2 separate regions of the Homo sapiens genome follow, and region 1 is linked to region 2. A link is a loop called in an ENCODE intact Hi-C map of the cell type or tissue named here. Cell type or tissue: mammary epithelial cell. All regions are shown on one strand. Region 1 has its middle 22 kb from the start of ABTB3. Region 2 overlaps ABTB3 (ankyrin repeat and BTB domain containing 3).

Region 1 (2,500 bases), 48 kb after region 2:
TTTATCTGAGGCCAGGCATGGTGGCTTATGCCTGTAATCCCAGCACTTTGGGAGGCTGAGGCGTGCAGATCACGAGAGCAGGAGTTCAAGACCAGTCTGGCCAACATAGTGAAACCCCATCTCCACTAAAAATACAAAAAATTAGCCGAGTGTGGTGGTGTGCGCCTGTAATCCCAGCTACTCAGGAGACTGAGGCAGGAAAATTGCATGAACCCAGGAGGCAGAGGTTGCAATGAGCTGAGATTGTGCCATTGCACTCCAGCCCAGGCAACAGTGCAAGACTCTGTCTCAAAAAAAAAAAAAAAAAAAAAAAAAAAAGAGTTTATCTGGAAGAAAACACTTTATCCCAGCTCTTCACTCACTCACTCACTCATTCGTTTATTCATATGTGTATCGAGTGCCCACTCTCCATCGACTGCTATGCTGGGCACAGGCACACAATGGTGGACATGACCAATGAGGTTCTTGTCCTCCTGGACCTGCACCCCAGCAGGGAAGACAGACCAAAAGATAGGAAAACAAGTAAAAAGTACGACTGCAAATGGTGATGAGAGTTAAATAAGAATACAAACAGGAAGCTGAGGTAGAGGCTGCCACTTTGGGTCAGGTGGTACAAGAAGGTGACATTTAAGCCTCGCCCTAAGGGATGAGGGGAAGGCAGCCAAATGAAGGGTGAGGGTGGGGTTAGGATGCTTTGCAGGTAAAGGGAACAACATGTGCCAAGCCCTGACCCAGGAAAACGTGGCCAGTGTGGCTGGAGCACAGGGAGAGATGGAGAGAATGGCCAGAATTGAGTTTGGAGAAGTCATCAGGGACCCACTAATGGCAGGCTTTGTAGTGACGGTAAGGAACCGGTATTTTACTCTGGTTGCCATAGGAAGCCACTGAACTTCAAAAGCATTGCTGTCTAACTGTACTTTAGTGGAGTAGAAAATGGATAGAAATAAGAAGGTTTTGATTTGGACGTTCGCCTTGAGGTAGGCTGATTGCATTAATAGCTCCCAGTCTTCACCCTGTCCATATCCATTTGCCATGTGACTTTCCAATTCCTGCCAGAATCTAGGCGGGATGTGTGACTCACTTTGGCCAAAGGACTGTCGGCAAATGTGATGCAAGCAAAGACTTGAACAAGCACTCGCATGTTTCTATTTGTTCTGCCATCACCATCAAACATCCAGCCTAGATGGAAGAAGAAAGACACGGACCAGAGCTGGGACCTAGTCATCTTATTCGATGAATAGGTGGCCAGCCAGCTCTCACACCAATGAATGAATCTGGCCAGGTCAGCAGAGCTGACTAGCCGAAATGCAACTGACTGCAGGCACATCAGTGAGCCCAGCCACACCCAGAACAGCTGAACCATGCAGACTTGTGAGCTAACTAAATGTTTATTGTTATATGCCATTGAAGTTTTGTGGTTGGTTATTACACAGCACTGTAGTGGCGATGGATAACCAATTCATACCTCAACCTCAAACCGCTTATATCTAAACCCCTGAAACTTCAAAATCAAAGAGTTCAAGTGGACTATTTGGATGCTTCAGCTCCTTCTAGCATGAGCTCTGGAGTCAGGGGTCTGCTCTGCTGTTTATTCCCAGTGAACAGTTGAACAAGGTATTTTACTTCTCTGAATCTTAGCTTCTTTATCCATAAGATGGATTTAATGACCACACCCACCCAGTGGGGTTATTAGAGGAATCAAAGGAGAAAACACTTCATAAACGTTAAATTCTGTCTTTGCATCTTCAAGTTATGATCATCGATATCTTCATGTACAGAGAACATGGAATCAAAGTGAAAAGGAAATAAAAGCAGCTATGGAAAGTGTGGCACAGAGAAGAGATATAAGAACCTGTGCAGAGCTGTGTGTTGAGAATGCACCCTGGTTAGTAAGGTGGATCTGTCCTAGGAAAAACCAGAGATCAATGAACGGTCTTTTACCTGGGGTGTAATATGTTTGGTTGTAAATCACCTTTTACGTGATGGATTGAAAAGGATCACCAGAAGCTAAGAAATTGTCGAGCTAGTGTAACCAGAGGCCCAGAGGTGGTCTCCAGGGCTAGCTGTGTCTAGGCAGCACAAGGAAACACTGCCTGGGAGTCCTCCATTCTGTGGATCAAGATGTCATAACTGTCAAACAGGGCCCTGAGGCTGACTCAGCGGCTGATTCAGGGTTAGGATCACTCACCGGTCAGGCAGCACCTGAGGGTAAATCCCTCCTCCTGTGCTCTGGCCTCACCTCCTGCTTCCTGGGAGGCCCTGCCCCATAGCTTCCACCTTTACCTCTTAAAGATAGATGTTGGCTGGGTGCAGTGGCTCATGCCTGTAATCCCAGCACTTTGGGAGGCTGAGGCAGGAGGATCACGAGGTCAAGAGATCGAGACCATCCTAGCCAACATGGTGAAACCCTGTCTCTACTAAAAATACAAAAATTAGCTGGGTATTGTGGTGCATGCCTGTAATCCCAGCTACTTGGGAGGCTGAGGCAGGAGAATCACTT
Region 2 (2,500 bases):
TGTCTTGTAAAACTTTTGGAATCCAGTAACTATTGAACGAAAAGAGCAGCCATCTCCTTACGTCCAAGTAGCTTCTCTAGCTCGTCATTCATTTCCTTCTACCCACTGTTTCCTCTTAAGATCCCAGGCTTTGTCCCACCTCCCCACCCACCAAGCCCTACTGCCAACACCTGCCCACAGTCAGTTCAAATTTTGGGGAAAAATACATTGCAGAATGGGCATTTTTTTTTGTCTCCCTAGGTTTCCTTGTTTTCCTTTGGGGAATTCAGTCCCTCCTCCACTCTAGTGTGGTCTGGGAGCAGCTGATCTAGCCCCAGCTCCAGGGTTGGGGGTGTCCTATCTGGCCCAAGCCAGTCAGCATGGGCAGCCCCTGATGCCAACCCTGTCCCTGGGCTTCTCTTGTACATGAACCAATAATCCCCCCCTTCTGCTTAAGTGAGTTTGGGTTGGATTTTTTTTTTTATCACTTGCAACTGAAAAGAATCCAAAGATACCACACCCATTTTATCCAAAGAAAAAACAAACCTCCTTCCAATTCTCTTTGCTGGGCAAATCCTATAAAACTCTCCCTTCATAGAGAGCTCCAAAGCCAGAGAATGGAGCATCCACTTGCCTTATGAATAGCCTTGGAGATCCATTTTTCAGGCCCATCAAGGTGTCTACTTATTTGTAAAGAGTCTTCTGCCTTTATCACTCTTTTTTTGCCCATCTATTCAACCCAGAGGTAGCCCATGATCTTATATTTCATGTTTATCTCTATGCACTAAATACCCTGAAAAGAGAACACTTTCAGGTGGGTGAAAAGGGGCTCTCCTTCCAGGTAGGAAGAACCTCCTGAGCAACAGGAAAAGCAAGGGTGGTATCCAGCTCCATATCTCACAAGCCTGGATGAAGGACTAGGCTGGAAAATGGTTATCTTCCACTGGAAATAAACAAGGTCTGGCCATAAAGTTATGAGGTTGAGTGCTTTCTAATCCAAGGCTAATTTCTTTTAGAGCCCTTTTACCCACCAGGGTGATTTTAAAAGCAAATCAATCATTTTTAAAAATCAGAATTCACTCTTATTAATCAAGGCACTATATTAAAACCTACAGAAATATTAAATTAAGTCTGTGTTAAAGCTCAAAGTTGCATGGACTCAAGATTATGTTTATTATCATGCACTAGGGACAATGAATTTAATACAGAGGCTGTTCTGGCTCTACCTCTGCTTTAACAAATCTTAATGTGATCTGGAAAATGCCAAGAACATTCCTCAGTGGGAGGTGATGAGCTGGCCATGACAAAGGTGTCAGCCATCATCCCTCCACGAGGTCAATTGTAGTTCAGTGATTTGAGGGACTCAAGGTGAATCATTCAACAAACACTTGACTGGGGATGAGGTCTTAGAGAAACCTGACCTCTGATGTCCTGGGATTCACTGGCAGAAAACTGCAAAGCTGGGGCTGGAAATATCCACTGCCTTCTCTGACAGGCACTTACTCTGCCTGAAACACAATAGGTCATTAACTAGCTACGATAAGTACTATTGGTTGGCAACCCAACCAATTTCCCTTCTCTCCCTCTTCTTCACTAACATGATTGGGTGGTAGTGGTGGGAACACTGTTTGGGTAAAGAACTAAACTTCTTAGCCTCCCTTGGGGATATGGGTGCTGGGGGACTAAGTGCTGGCCAAAGAGATATAAGAAGAATTATTAGGTGGACATCCAGTGACGCTGCTTAAAAGAAAGACTGACTCCACTGGTAGGTACCCTTTTTCCTACCCTTTGTCACTCTTCATTCTGCTTAAAATGCACATGTGATGACTGAAGCTGTAGCAGCCATATTGGGACCATGAGGCTACCTTGAGACTGGAATCCATGTGTTAAGGCTGGCAGGGCAGAAAGACAGAAGGAGCCTGAGTTGATGCAGAACTACAGATAAGGTTTAGCTCTCTGTCCCCACCCAAATCTCTCTTGAATTGTAATCCAAATTGTAATCCCCAGGAGTCAAGGGAGGCACCTGTTGGGAGGTGATTGGATCATGGGGGTGGTGTCCCCCATGCTGTTCTCATGATAGTGAGTGAATTCTCACAAAATCTGATGGTTTTAAAAGTGGCACTTTTTCCTGCGCTCACACTTCTCTCTCCTTCCTGCTGCCTGTGAAGACGGTGCCTGCTTCCCCTTCGTCTTCTGCCATGACTATAAGTTCCTGAGGCCTCCCGAGCCATGCAGAACTATAAGTCAATTAAACCTCTTTCCTTTATATATGTCTCAGTCTCAGGCATTTCTTTATAGTGGTGTGAAAATGGACTAATATAATAACCATCCCAGCTTTGGACTGCCTACCTGCCTTGGACTGTTGTAAAAGAGAAAACCAACTCCCTACCTTGTTTAAGCCACTGTTAGTTTGGTCTCTGACACTAGCAGTCAAACACATTGTGGCATCGGATTGGCCAATACTTTCAAATCAAAGTTATTATTGGTCAAATATGGCACATTCACCTCCAGCCACCTTTAG

Evidence for each region. Peaks named below come from ENCODE experiments on the same cell type or tissue, not always from the same donor. Only the 100,000 strongest peaks of a DNase experiment are listed, where the experiment ranks them.
Region 1: a loop joins it to region 2, with 6 times the contacts of the local background. A loop is called at or near these places in 1 of 110 quality-filtered maps.

What each region holds. Positions count from the first base shown.
Region 1 is chr12:107,295,596-107,298,095 of GRCh38, reverse strand. No RefSeq gene overlaps it. Among named protein-coding and RNA genes, the nearest start is that of ABTB3, 22 kb to the left of the region's middle. In mammary epithelial cell, no CTCF peak of the experiment used is centred here; DNase peaks (open chromatin) are centred at 1,175 and 2,175; H3K27ac peaks cover 954 bases.
Region 2 is chr12:107,343,430-107,345,929 of GRCh38, reverse strand. The region is part of intron 1 of ABTB3 (ankyrin repeat and BTB domain containing 3); the gene reads right to left. Among named protein-coding and RNA genes, the nearest start is that of ABTB3, 26 kb to the right of the region's middle. In mammary epithelial cell, no CTCF peak of the experiment used is centred here; a DNase peak (open chromatin) is centred at 1,339; H3K27ac peaks cover 1,294 bases.